Linked DNA regions of Mus musculus: region 2 is linked to region 1. Evidence: chromatin loops called from intact Hi-C (ENCODE). Cell type or tissue: left cerebral cortex. All regions are shown on one strand. Links, peaks and the distances in the headings refer to the core of each region. The heading gives the core; the rest is flanking DNA.

What was found. Hi-C counts contacts between places; a loop is a spot of excess contacts. Peaks named below come from ENCODE experiments on the same cell type or tissue, not always from the same donor. Only the 100,000 strongest peaks of a DNase experiment are listed, where the experiment ranks them.
Region 2: it touches region 1 in a loop (5-fold over the local background); 2 of 42 quality-filtered maps call a loop at or near these places.

Annotation. Positions count from the first base shown.
Region 1 is chr3:80,797,336-80,805,673 of GRCm38, reverse strand. Gria2 (glutamate receptor, ionotropic, AMPA2 (alpha 2)) reads left to right here and starts at 2,981. Exons shown (of 16, transcript NM_013540.4): 1 at 2,981-3,377; 2 at 3,889-4,029. The coding sequence starts at 3,290. In left cerebral cortex, for the core only: CTCF peaks have their summits at 5,247 and 5,779; DNase peaks (open chromatin) are centred at 3,469, 4,013, 4,493, 5,246 and 1 more place; H3K4me3 peaks cover 4,756 bases; H3K27ac peaks cover 4,914 bases.
Region 2 is chr3:80,911,507-80,918,175 of GRCm38, reverse strand. It overlaps Glrb (glycine receptor, beta subunit), which reads left to right and starts at 4,516. Exons shown (of 10, transcript NM_010298.6): 1 at 4,516-4,659; 2 at 6,058-6,208. The coding sequence starts at 6,087. In left cerebral cortex, for the core only: CTCF peaks have their summits at 4,434 and 4,685; DNase peaks (open chromatin) are centred at 4,479, 4,957 and 6,061; H3K4me3 peaks cover 1,854 bases; H3K27ac peaks cover 1,208 bases.

The DNA of each region.
Region 1 (8,338 bases), core at 1,942-6,941:
TAAAAACAACAGCAGCAACCAACCACTGAAACAATCAATGAGAAAGATAATATTGATTTTTACTTTTTGTGAATTTTCTTGTATCTGAAAGGCTGCTTAAGAGCTACAGAGTTTCCAGGAGTGAACAGCAGAGGGCAGAAAACAGCAACTAGGTCCTTAGAACCTATTGTTCTATTCAATTTCTTTGTAATATTCAAAATTGATTTTGTTATTGATAAATTTAAGTATTCAAGAAACACGAAGCTTTGTGGCTTTAATGGGTGATCTTTATGCTTATAAAAAAACAAACATCAGTATTTTTCTATTTACTGTATAACCATTTACTCCATTCAGTTTAAAGTCATTATACTTAGACAGCATTCTGTGGTGAAAAGAATATCTACTACTTAATGTAGTGCATTGAAAAGCTTCATGGAAGATCATATTAATGTAATTATGTTAGTTTTAGTAGGAAATGTTTCTAGCTGTGTGAATGTCAGATGTTTACCTAAGTTTTGAACATAGATTTGCTACTAGAGTAGCAATCACATTTCAAAAATGCCTGATAAAATGTTATAGACTATGTACAATTACAATTTACCAGCAGAATGTAATGTTTGATAAGGTTGTTTATATTCCATGGGGATAAAGCACTATGATTCAGCAAGTTCATGTTCTTTAAGGATGAAATCCAGTCAATTTTGAGTTCATGACTGCCCTTGAATTTCAAATAGGTTAAAATGAAAGCTGCTTTCGAAGAGTCCCTTTATTTTAAATTTTAATTTGCTTGCCAGACACATTAATAGTATCATACATTTTTTCCATAATCAAGCTCCTGTCCCTTTATCATCAACTATCATCCCAGAGCACTTTGGATGAGACCGAAGATGCTCTGGTGGCAGACATTGAACAGCAAGTATAAGAAGCATGTTACTGAGACATTTTCCTTGCTGTATCTGTTGACCTGGTTCTATTAGAAGTTCATAAACTTCAAACCACTCTTGTGCTGGGTGTCAGAAGTAGAGGTGAAAATGTGTGTAATTTGTTTGATTATTCTTTATGTAACAAGTTGGGGTATTTATAATTCTTGTTTTACCTATAATTGTATTCTTATTGATTTTCTACAAGGCTTTGTATGTTCCTATTTAGAGGACCTGTTTAAATGAATGTGAAATTTTTGATTCACAGGTGAGATGAATTATTGGTTATAAAAAGAAGGTATTTTCACCCAGAATATGTCAGCTTATAACTTTAGTATATTATACATATGTTATGCATTCTTGCCTTAGGAACAAACACCCCCCTCCCACACACACACGCACACACACACACACACACACACACACACACACACACACACAAACACAGACAGAGGGGGAAACAGGGGAGGAGAAAGAGAGTGAGTAACAGAGGGGGTGGAGAATGACTTAAAATCACAAGCTTACAATATTTGGAAGTCACGGGTATTACTTTGCTTTTTTGCTTTTCTTCATTCCTTCTCATTTTCATGAGAAACATGTATTTTAAAATTTGTTTTAATAAATAGGGACTTTTAGACCCAGTGACTAAGGCAAAGTATGATTTATGATGGTTAAAAACCATGTGTGATATTAAAGTCACATTTTCTCCATAAGGTTTAACTATGGTGTGCTTTCATGCACTTTGGGCCATCAGCCAGTTTTCCCTTTGATGCTGTCAGCTTCAATCTCCTGGCTCCTGGCAACAGATCTCTGAAATGAGACCTCTTTCATTTCTCTGTTTAAAACAAAACACATACAATTTGGTAAAGAATTTCTGAGGCTGCAGAGAGACTTGCCACGCAGGTATATAGAGATGGCTTGGCATGAAGTGGAGTTTTGAACATAGATTTCACAGGCATATACAATCATCGCTATGCTTTACCAAGCCCCTTCTCACAAACTTTAATTTTTAATGTATTCGTTACAATCCAGATACCCAAGCAGGCTCGGTGTAATGAGGTAACCTACTTCCTTGAGGCAGTGATTATTTTTGAAACTTAAGGCCATAATGTAATGGGGTATCTGGTTTGTAACTAAGAGTGATACATCCATTCTAGACTACTACCCCCCCCCCCCCCCCCGCAGAAACCTACGGTTCTTTCAATCTCTATACAAAACGGACATCTAAGAGCCAAGTCTACATGACTCTACAGCAGGGGGGAGTCTGCACTGTAGTACAAGAGCAATCCACAGGCAATGTGGCTTGAACAATCGAACCACTATCCAAAGGGGCATACTCTAAAGATGGATTCCTACACGAAGTCTTTCAAAGGTTTGATCGAGTTACCCGGGTCTTGGCATCCTTTTATAGTTAAGGATAGAATTTTGGGTTTCCCTGAGATTATGCTTGCATTATAGGAAGCTAAAGTTCACGATTTTGGGAGTTGTCCCTTCAGGGAGTATTTTGTTTGCTTTTTATCTGGGTCAGCTGAGGCAGAAGGCAGTGTGTGGATACTGCTAAGTGGATTTTGAGACAATCAAATCATATTCGTTGTGCTCAATGTAAAACAGGGCCCTACGGAAGAAAGCTTCGCCGCCAACAGCAATTAGCAGTTCGGCTTCCTAGGCATAGCAACCGGAAATCAGTTTTGCAGCATTTGGATCTGGCTGGAACATCTCTGCAGCTACAGTAAACCCTGCAACCTCAGCCCATAGCAGGGACCAAAGCGCTGTCCGCGGTGCTAAAATCGAATGCGCAAGACTGGAGGTCTCTAAGAGGCACCAGGCTGCCCGGCTCTGAGCCGCGCTTTCTCGGCACCGCGCAGAAGCTGCCAGGGCTGTGCGGGGTGCGGGGCGCTGTGCGGGGGAGGGGTGGGTGCGCGAGCTCGCCGCCTGCCTCGAGTCGCGCACGCGCGCCCGGGACTGCCTGCCCCTCTCTGTGACTTTCCTGTGTGTGTGCGTGTGTGTGTGTGTATGTGTGTGTATGTGTGTGCGCGCGCGTGTGAGAGAGGAGAGAGGGAGAAGAGAGCTCGAGAGAGGGTGATTGTGTGAGTGCACGGGAGGGTGCTGATATTCCCAGACACCGGGACCACAGCAGCAGCTCAGCTAAAAACTGCATTCAGCCAGTCCTCGGACTTCAGGAGCAGGGACAGGACGCAGGCATCAACAGCCACCAGCTAAACCTGGGAGATAAGGATTCTTCTGCCTTCACTTCGTGGTTTTAGCAGCTCCTTGCTAAATTTCGACCTCAAAATGCAGAGGATCTAATTTGCTGAGGAAAACGGTCAAAGAAGGAAAAGGAGGAAAGGGAAACGAGGGGATATTTTGTGGATGCTCTACTTTTCTTGGAAATGCAAAAGATTATGCATATTTCTGTCCTCCTTTCTCCTGTTTTATGGGGACTGATTTTTGGTGTCTCTTCTAACAGCATACAGATAGGTAGGTACCTTTTGTGTTATGCCTTTGAATTGTGCATAATTTGGTGGTAATCTTTGTTCACAGTGTGCAAATTAATTCATGTCATGTAGACTTATGTCATACCTTGACTGCATTCCAGATTGAAACTACCTAGAATATACATGATTTTCTTAGGCTGAAGCAAAAAGAAATGACTATGCCTTTTGACACAATAGAGGGGAAAGGATCTGTTCATTTCTGACCGGGTACTGCGTTACTTCTGCCTTGAAGGCATCTCCTAGTGTGCTCAGATTTTCAGGGAAATGATCGCAAAGCTCAAGATTAAAAGGGAGAATCTTTTTGGTCTTTAGACTCTCCCCCTTGCCTTGGATCCGTTGAGCACCTTTTGGATCCTTGCTGCCCAACTCACTGATTACGTTTATTATAGCGGGTAGTGTGAATAAGAGACTCTGGGGCTGTTGGGTGCTAGCATCCCACTCTTATCTCTCCAGGGCTCTGACATCGTTCTCTTGCTTGCTGTTTATTTTTGCAGGGGGGCTATTTCCAAGGGGCGCTGATCAAGAATACAGTGCATTTCGGGTAGGGATGGTTCAGTTTTCCACTTCGGAGTTCAGACTGACACCCCATATCGACAATTTGGAGGTAGCCAACAGTTTCGCAGTCACCAATGCTTGTAAGTAATGAATATTCATATCTTTCCAGTGCTGCACAGGGACACAGGGAAAGCAAGCCTGTGAATGCCAGTGAAGGATGGTGTGCCTGTGTGTGTGTGTGTGTGTGTGTGTGTGTGTGTGTGTGTGTGTGTGTGTGTGTGTTGCTGGCTTGTCATGTGTGGGTGGGAGTGACTGAACACGCGCGTGCGTGTGAAGGTACAGCGAGAAGGTGGCTGTAATCTTTGGGACCCCCACTGACCGGCGGGCAGTGAAGTGGGGACAAAAGGCACTGAACAGTATGCGCAGTATGTGCACCCTAGAATCTGGGGTAGGGGTTGGACTTGGACTGTTCTTTCGAATTCAGGGGGTTCTTGCTTGATTCTGGCGCCTCTAAAGAGGATCTCCCAACCCCCTCCCTCTTGCGCGCCTATTGGCACTCTACCAAAAGAGAACACGCTGTTCCCCAGGGCGCGCTGTGGGACTGTTGGATAGATCTCATGCCTTAGTCCGGTAGCCTGGCAGGGCAGCTTCGACCTACAGTCCCCGCAAGCCCCACGTCGTCCTATTGCACGGGACAAGTTATTGCAATGGTTGAGGAGTTGGGCCCGGGGCTGTTACATAATGCCCACCCGAGGGGCGCGGGCACGAGACTGACGCAGGCCCTGACTGGCTTGTGTGAGCGGGCATGGAAGGGATGCTAAGAGAATGGAGACCCCGAAGGGCTGAGAATGCGGGCAGCGGGGGATGAGGCTGTTGATGGGGATGCCTACCAGATACAAACCTCAACCTGATCGCCGGCAGAGCAGGGATGAGGAAGGCGGGGAACAGAAGCTAGGTGCATTCTCAGTTCCCTGAAGCTACGCCCAAGTAGAGGCGAGGGTGGCCTGAGTGCTCACCAGCCGCGCGTGCTTTGTTCCAGGGTCGCAGGCTCAGGCAAAGGCGACTGGAGACTGAGGATGACTCGGAAGCGATTGCATCCGGCTGAGTTTTAAAATTTGAAGAAGTCGCAGACCAGCCATTTTAGCTTTTGTAGTTTTCAGTATCAGCCCCTGGCCTCTGCATAGGGATCTGGAACTCCTGAGGACGCTCTGGCAAGGCTTTAGGCAGAATGACTGGTGTCCAGTTGCTGGGCAAGTGCGAGGTCGCCCGAGGCCGAGGACTAGGTCCCCGTGCAGAGGCAGCATCCTGCGCGCTCCCAGCTGCTACCATTTCCGGCCTCCAGGCTGGCAGATGTTTCCTGCCTTGGTGTTCTTAGCTTCCATGCCATAGATAACAATTCGGGGGAAGATTTGCAGGTGGTTCACCTCCCACTTTGGTTCCCCTGTAACAGAGCGGAAAATCACCAGAGGAAATGCCCAAGGCAGTGTTCCCACAACCGGTTGCCATCCCACCCACACCCCACCTCACCCCCGCCCCCCAAAGCCTGTCATGTATTCTGTGCTTTAGTTCTTTAACACCAGGGACATCAACAGGCCAGTTTGCAAACCGTGTCCGCAAACAAATAAATGAAGAAATGCATAGGGTGATAATGTGCTTCTGGTCATTTATAAGACCAGAATTCTAGTTTTTCTGAAAGAGCCTTTTAAGGATAGTTCTCTTAATATGCTAATGTTGAGGAAAGAGGCAGAGAGAGAGAGAGAGAGAGAGAGAGAGAGAGAGAGAGAGAGAGAGAGAGAGAGAGAGAGAGAGAGAGAGAGATTGTTGAAAATGGAGTCAGAGATAGAAAGAGAGAGAGAGAGATACACAGAGAACTTCCTCATAGAAGAGACACTAGATGGCTCAGTGGGTAAAAACATTTCCTTCAAACTGATGGACCTGGGATTACTCCCTGGTCTCTGAGAGGAGAAGGAGAGAAATGACGCCTGGATATTGATTGTCCTCTGACCTCCACATGCCCCCTCCAAATAAATAATTGAATAAAAATTTAAAATGTAATAGAATATTACAGAAAAGTATCCCAATGCAATACATGTTATTACATAACAGACACAAACAAAATGTTTTAAATAAATGTGAAAGGCGTCTTTAATTGTCCTATTTACCTACTGAATTAGGCCATTCCTGCGCTACCAAAGAAGTTTCCGTTTCTTGTGAGTTACAGTTTGGCATGCAACTTGAGCTGAATTGTACCGAGCTGCATTTGTATGCACAAATGCAGTGTCACAGTGCGCTGACAAGTAGGGTTACACAAAGATTCTGAAATATTAAAACATTTTGAAAATATTTAATAAGCAAGAAGTTGATCGTTGGTAACAAATAAAGAGATGAGCTAACTGGGAAACTAACAAATACAGCCACCAAACTAAACGAATGTTTCTCTGTTCCAACAGGTGCCGAGCCACTGTACTGGGGCTCTTTAAGGCTCAGAGATTGTACTTTGTGTGGCATGTATCCTCAGGCTAATATCGTTGACTGGGTTTATTTCTAGTATGAATTGTACTGAAATGAGATACGTGGCAAGAGTACACCCACAAGGAACAAATACATTGTTTTCTTTTACATACTGAATTTTATATATCTGACCATAGTTCTAAAATGCAGTATATTCAAGCCTTCATTTTTTTGAAATAGATTTTTTTCCTTTAAAAAAGTCACAAAAGCAAACATTCTAAACTATACATTCCCAAATCATAAGACTGCCCCACCCACAGAGCAGTATACCAGGCACTAAAACAACAGGAAGAAACAAGAGAAACAATGCCTCAGGAGAACCCAGGACCTTGACTTTGCAACTCCAATGCTGTAAGCTTACTGACTACTACAGATCACTGATATGCCACAGTAAAAGAAATGAGGCTCTGCAAACAGAATTTTCTAGAGTGCACATTGGCAAGTGGTAAAATTTCTAAAACTTGCAAAGACAAATATTTGCCTTGGAGGCAGGGGGCTAAGAATAGTAAAAATGATACAATTAATTTAACTCTTTAAAGGGAAGAAAGGAGATGAGAGCAGAGGAGGCATATGTGTGCACAACCAAATAACCACAACTTCCAGGTTAAATAAATAAAAGTCTGTCTTGCCCCATGTATCAAGGTAAACATGGCCACTTAGAGGCTGCTGTGGGTTTTACCCCAGTGCAAATAGATAATTTGTTTCCTTACTCTATTTAGTCATCTTTCATAGAAAAGATACAACAGCATTAAGTACATTGACAAGCAAGATCAACAATGTCTTTCCCCCATTTTCTCCGGAAACCTAAGGAGGCTATGACAATTTTGCATTGTATGAATTACTAATTGCTGCTTCTAAACAAGATTATTCTTTATCCTAATGAGTGCACAGAACAAAAGTTATTTGTTAAGATTTGTTTGTAAGAAAGCAAAGCTTTAGAATGAAGGGCTATCGTTTTGTCAGAGGAGTGGATCTGCTTAGTACTTAACTGTGTGAGATGGATGCTCCTACTCAGGAACACTGAGGCTGACATAGAGTTAAATGTCTAAGGATGTCTACTGAATGGTGTAAGAGTTAAATGAAAGGAAGTCATTTTATTCTGATCTAGAATGTACTCTGCTGCACTCAGCTCCCACACCTTTTCAGTCACAACCAGATGATGAAAGTACCTGTTTGTTCCCATTTTGTTTCCATGGATACCAGAGAAGACAAAGACAGACTTCCAATGTGTTTTTTTTTTTCTTTTTCCTCTCTGCCTTGTTTTTTTTTTTTTTTTTTCTTCTTTTCAAGCCCTTCTCCTCTCCCCACTGATCCCTTGCTCCCCCTTTCCTTTCTTTTTGGATTTTGTTCAAATGAATGTTTAAATAAGCTTTTATTATGAGAAAAATGTAAAGCTCAAAGAAGAGAGAAAATTGAGACTATCATTTTAGCAAGAGTTGAAAGCAGTGAGGAACCTCAGAATCCAATCTTTTATCCATCCACCCATTTATCCACCTATCCACCCATTTATCCACCCATCCACCCATCCACCTATCCACCCATCCATCCATCCATCCAGCCAGCCACCCACCCATCCACCCATTCATCCATCCACCGATTCAATCCACCCATTCATCCATCCATCCATCCATCCATCCATCCATCCATCCATCCAGTACCACAATCTCCCTAGTACCTTCTAATTGTCAGAGAATAAATGAATATTATCCCAATAACAAATGCTTTCTGATCATTTACTTCAGTGGTCTTTCTAATGGTTTTGGGAGACTCGGTAATGCTATACTTTTCATGAGGAGAAGCCTCTGAGGTCCTGTATGAGTGGTTTACTGTGAGTATGGAAAAGAACTCTAGTAGGTCTTCATGAGTAAGTCATCATAGTAAAAGAAAAAAATCTCAATTTTTGAGAAAAGAATAAGTTGATATTTGTGTTTCTATACA
Region 2 (6,669 bases), core at 1,670-6,669, 110 kb before region 1:
CCTGAGTGAGGTAACACAATCACAAAGGAACTCACACATTATGTACTCACTGATAAGTGGATACTAGCCCAAAACCTAGGATACCCACGATATAAGATACAATTTCCTAAACACATGAAACTCAAGAAAAATGAAGACTGAAGTGTGGACACTATGCCCCTCCTTAGAAGTGGGAACAAAACACCCATGGAAGGAGTTACAGAAACAAAGTATGGAGCTGAGATGAAAGGATGGACCATGTAGAGACTGCCATATCCAGGGATCCACCCCATAATCAGCTTCCAAATGCTGACACCATTGCATACACTAGCAAGATTTTACTGAAAGGACCCAGATGTAGCTGTCTCTTGTGAGACTATGCCGGGGCCTAGCAAACACAGAAGTGGATGCTCACAGTCAGCTAATGGATGGATCACAGGGCTCCCAATGGAGGAGCTAGAGAAAGTACCCAAGGAGCTAAAGGGATCTTCAACCCTATAGGTGGAACAACATTATGAACTAACCAGTACCCCTGAGCTCTTGACTCTAGCTGCATATGTATCAAAAGATGGCCTAGTCGGCCATCACTGGAAAGAGAGGCCCATTGGACATGCAGACTTTGTGTGCCCCGGTATAGGGGAACGCCAGGGCCAAAGGGGGGGAGTGGGTGGGTAGGGGAGTGGGGGTGGGTGGGTAAGGGGGACTTTTGGTATAGCATTGGAAATGTAAATGAGCTAAATACCTAATAAAAAATGGAAAAAAAATAAAATAAAAAAAAAAAAAAAAAAAAAAAAAAAAAAAAAGAAGAGTCTTCTTTCACATTATCACAGTCAACAACCATGTTACTACAAGGTGGTCATATTTGTAGAAAAATATTCAAAATTGTGAGTGTAACTGTACTCATGCAAGATCGTTAACTCTGTCCCCTAAGCTTTGGGCACAAAACCCCACCAATCCATCACAACTTCTTGGTACATTTTAATGAACAGCCCCCTTTTCCTTTAAAATTGTTAGATTTCAGAGTACAGAATAAAGGAATAAAAGGCAGGAAAGAGACAAAAGTCTGACCTCAGCAGACAAAACTGCATTTATTAGGGCAGCAGCAATGGGCATCAACTGTCCTTTGAGGAGGGGAAGTGGTGTGAAAAGGAGGGAACTCCTATGATATCTTACAAGAACGGGCAGAGTTCTTCATATAAGGAAGTTGATAGAGGTGTGAAGGTACACTTGTGGGGCAAGACAGTCTCAAGAAATTTGTGATTGTTTGTGTGTGTGGGGGTGGGGGTTGGGGAGGGACTGCAAAGCAGTGCACCCTGAGAAGTGTCTCCACAAGCAGTTCTCCCTGACTTATAGAAGTGGTTGACCCATAACAGTTGAGGAACAGGAGTAAGGCCATTTAAGCAGCAGGACTTCTAGTTTCCTGAAGCCAGGGCATACTTTTTAAAATACTTCATATGTGTATGTATTCGCACATTTAGCAGGAAAACTGAACTAGTTGTGGAGATTCTGAGCATGGGTCCAAACATTATTGGGTAAGAGCTAAATCTATGTCATTGCTCAGACTCTCCTGAGTAAAACTCAGGTTTTATTCATTTTCAACACTCACTTCTTATTCCTTATATGATCTTTTCTCCAAATGCTACATGGTGTACAATGTGCATAGTAAGCCTTTATAACCCCTTTTTTAAATTATTTTTTTAATTAGGTATTTTCTTCATTTACATTTCCAATGCTATTCCAAAAGCCCCCTGTACCCTCCCCCCAACTCCCCTACCCACCCTCTCCCACTTCTTGGGCCTGGTGTTCCCCTGTACTGAGGCATATAAAGTTTGCAAGACCAATAGACTTAGAAATGCATGGTTATAGAAAAGAAATCCCTCCCATTACATAATAGTCAAAACACCAAATGCACAAAACAAAGAGAATATTAAAAGCAGTAAGGGAAAAATGTCAAGTAACATATAAAGGCAGACCTATCAGAATTACACCACACTTAATCAGAATTATTACCAGACTTCTCACCAGAGACTATGAAAGCTAGAAGATCCTGGGCAGATGTCATACAGACCCCAAGAGAACTCAAATGCCAGCCCAGGCTACCATACCCAGCAAAACTCTCAATTATCATAGATGAAGAAACCAAGATATTCCCTGACAGAAACAAATTTATATGGTATCTTTCCACAAATCCAGCCCTACAAAGGATAATAGATGGAAAACTCCAACACAAGAAGGGAAACTACACCCTAGAAAAGTAAGAAAGTAATCTTTAAACAAACCCAAAAGAAGATAGCCCCACAAACGTAATAACATAAAAAATAACAGGAAGCAAGAATCACTAATATCTCTTAATACCAAAGGACTCAATTCCCAAATAAAAAGACATAGAAAAACATACTGCTTACATAAACAGAACCCAGAATTTTGCTGCATACAAGAAATTCACCTCAGTGTCAAAGACAGACACTACCTCAGAGTAAGAGGTTGGAAAATAATTTTCCAAGCAAATGGTCCCAAGAAACAAGCTGAAGTAGCCATTCTAATATAGACTAAAATCAACTTTCAGCCAAAAGAGACAGTATCCAAATTAACAAAATCAGAAATGAAAAGGGAGATATAACAACAGAAACTGAGGAAATTCAAAAAAATCATCAGATCCTATTACAAAAGCCTACATTCAACAAAACTGGAAAATCTGGATGAAATGAACAGTTTTCTAGACAGATAGCAAAGACCAAAGTTAAGTCAGGATCAGATAAACCATCTAAACAATCCCATAAGCCCTAATGAAATAGAAGCAGTCATTAAAAGTCTTCCAACCAAAAAAAAAAAAAAAAAAAAAAAAAAAAAAAGCTCCGGACCAGATGGGTTTAGTGCAGAATTCTATCAAACCTTCAAAGAAGACCTAATACCAATACTCTTCAAACTATTCCACAAACTAGAAACAGAAGGAACACTTCCCAATTCATTCTATGAAGCCACAGAACTGTTTCTGTCTAATCAGGAACCTGTCACAATTTCCTTACATAGAGGACTTCATAAGAGAATTTTTTTCTACTTCTATTGTGTTTAATGTTTCTAATAGACCTTAAAAACTGTTTGAGTGCGTGTTACTTTTAGCTTCAGAAGATATCATGTATATTTAAGAGGCATTTAACTATTATAAATTATTTTGATGATTTAAAAATGTAAATACTGAATTGTATATTTTAAAATAAATTTTATTAGTTTAATTAATGAAGACAGTTAAAAATAAATAAATATTTAAAAATGTGAAAGAGATACCAAATTGACAAATCCAAAACATAAAAATAAAATAAAATAAAATGTGTGGTCATGTTTTGATATAATTAAAAAAGGCATGCTGTTCTATTTAGTGAAGCTTTAAAACAAGGCAGCTGTGACTTAGCAATGGAAATAAGGATTGCTTCCTAGTTATTGCTGCCCTTGTGACACAGAAAGCTTTGTGGAGCTGAAAGACAGTGTCTGGGTGGAGGGAATGCCCCTCTCTCATGTTTAACAGGCCTATACATGAATTAGTGGAACATCTGCTCTTCTACATACAAGGCTGGACCATGCTCACTTGGGTTCAAATCTGCTAGGCTTCCCTTAAGAGTTATTATCAGGTGGGCATGGAGGCACGGGCATAATAATATTCCAGCAGTAGCTTGAGGAAAGCAGATGGGATTCCGAGATACAGTCTGACCTCAGCAAACAAAACTGCGTTTATTCGACAGAAGCAAGGGGCATCAATTTTCCCACAGAAAGGGAAATTGTATGAAGAGAGGGAATGAACTCCTGTGGGGTCTTAAAGGAATGGGTAGGGTGCTTAAGTTTAAAAGAAGTTGTTTCTTAACTATGGAAATGAAAGCTAGAGTAGTTTAGTACCAAAAGGCAAAAACTAACTGGCACTGCCATGCAAAATCACTGCTAAATCTCTTTTAAGATCTGTAAACTCCAGGTGATTGAATCTCTTAATGGCATGAATTTCAATTTCACCGTCTATAAAATTGAGAAGGATGTACAGTTGTCTAGACACACTGAGGGTCAGTGGCGACACTATGAAGGGACCCTGTTGTGCTCAATGTCAACTGTGCAACCAATGTTAGGAGCAGCATTCCTTGCACTATGTATGCTATACTACTGTAATGATTCTGACCACATGAAGCCTGAGTAGAAAGATCAGACTTCAGAAATTGGAATTATCATTCCGACATTAAGATAGAAGGCAGAAAGAGAAGATGATGAAACCACAGGAATCTCGTCCACTTTGGTTCAGGAAGGCCAACTGCTGTCCCACATCATGTAGTTAGTGCCACAAACCTCCTCTTGAGCCCTGCTCCTTTATTTTAGCTCCTTTTCTAACAGTCTCCCGCTGGGGTCCTGCGATGATGCCCTCCAAAGAGCCCTAAGGTCCCTTCTCCCTCCCTTATCCCCGTCCCCACCACCACCGTGCAGCGTCTCGTCCCTCTCGGTGGCGACCTCCGCCGCCCGCGGTCCCCGCAGTTGTCCGCGGCGCGCCACGGCGCACGCTCAGGGGCGGAGCAGGCGCGTCAAACTCGGCGGCGGCGGCGGTGGCGGCGGTGGCGCGGGCGGCGGCGGGACTCGCTGGTCGCAGCTGCCTCTGCGCCCGCCACCTGCGCCGCCGTCACCTCGGCGGAGGGCTGAGGGGCGCGTGCGGTAAGGCCTGGCGGCGAGCTCCCTGCGGCGCGGGCTTCGGGTCTGCGCACTGCGGCGGGGCCGAGCTGGGGCCCGAGGCGGGCTCGGTGCAAGACGCAGTGTCCGATGCCCGCGGGGGCCGGGGCCGGGGTTTGGGGACCAGAGGCGCCGAGGGCCCTGGGGTGCTGTGGGGAGGCTCACCTGGCCCTGCAGCGGCCGGCCGTTCTGGAAAGCCACAGAGCCTTGCGGACAAGGGTCGCGCGGGAGCCCGGCTGTAGCAGCTAGCATCGCTCCAGGAGGATAAGGGGCTGTGAGCCAAGTGGGGACAGACCTATTGCAGTACTGGGACTCTCATCCCAGAGTGGTAGAGGTGGCTGCGGGTGAAGGACCTAGTGACATGCCCTTTGGGCCTGCTTTGGGGGTGTATAGGATAAATATGGGGTGAACCTGAGAAGAGGGGGCGGGTAAATACAGGACACTGGTGCTCCAGATAACAGAGTGGGATGGGAATTGGGCGTTTAGGTCTCAGTTTGCAGAAAACAATTTTATGATCTGAAAACAAAGCACACAGAAGAGGGTTTTTTTGTTGTTGATGTTTTGTTTTGTTTTTTGTTGTTGTTTGTTTTTAGCTATTCTGCTGTTAGTAAATGCTTGAGGGTTTGCTGTATTGTTTATTGTACTTTGGCAAGGATATTCTCTTCTGGGCATAGGCAGTGATGTTAATTTGTAGGTAGGAACATTATCTGAAGCACACTTCCAGTTTTGTTTCTTTACTATTACTCAGAACTATCTTTTGAAGATGACTGGTACAAGAGTTCCCACACGAATGGGAAAACTAACAAGTCAACTTACTGCATGGCATTTTTAGGGTACAAAGTAGCATGCAAATTTAATGATATTTTACAAGCAGTGAGTTTAGAGTGTTTCATGCCAGTCTTCCTTTACCTTTCTGTTTGTTGCTTTCCTTTGAATTAAGTCCGTTAGTGATTTTTTTTTGAAAAAAAAAAAAAAGCATAGAAATCCATACAACCTACATTTTAAAATTTGACATCAAGTGTTCTAGCTAGAGTGAACCATTTTAACAGTGGGTTAAGTATCCTTACAGGTATGAACCTATTTTGAAATACTCTCCAACTTAATGCCAAATTTTAATTTCATATAATCCCAGATTTGGAAATTGTACAATCTCCAATTGTCTGTTACTAGAACCTGGTTTTCTCTATATCTTTACTTGAACTGAGTCTCACCATGACTATAAATAGGCTTTCCTGCTATATAAAGGACACTCAAACGTTCAGTGATGTAGGATTTGAGATACGATTGCCCGTTGGGTAGCCATCATGAGAAGCTCCTTAAAGGGAAGTCACAGGCTTATCACATGCTCCCTAAGTGTGAATACCTTCTTGTTTTCTCTCCTAGATTGAGCTGCTGAAACTTCCGTTTTCAAGATGAAGTTTTCGTTGGCAATCTCCTTTTTTATTTTAATGTCCTTGTTGTTTGAAGACGCTTGTGCTAAAGAAAAGTCTTCCAAGAAAGGGAAGGGGAAAAAGAAGCAGTACTTGTGCCCATCGTACGTTCCTCACATCGTATATCCTTCTGCAGAGCGATGTTGCTGCTTTTGTTAGAAAACCAGACCGGTTATAAAAATGCCCACCTACAGCACTGTTTGCATCCACTCATGCACCTACTGTGTCCTGTTTGCAAGATGTCAGAGTAGACAGATGTTTGAAATGTGATGGTGGCTTCCTGTTGGTAAAGGAAGCTTTGTAATACACCTTTCCATATCATTTACAAAAGCGAAACAAGTTATTATAGCTTTATTTGACCAGATATGCAACTTTAATTGGATGCTGTGGGCCCATGCTTTGAGCAAATACAAGTTCAAAGGGTAGATTTTAAAATGATCTGAAATGAGAATCATTAAGAAGCAGATAACTATTATCTTGAGGTCTATTATATTTACATTGCTATACACAGTGGAAGTAAATTTGCATGGTACATGACATTTATTCTGAAGTATTTTTTGTAAAG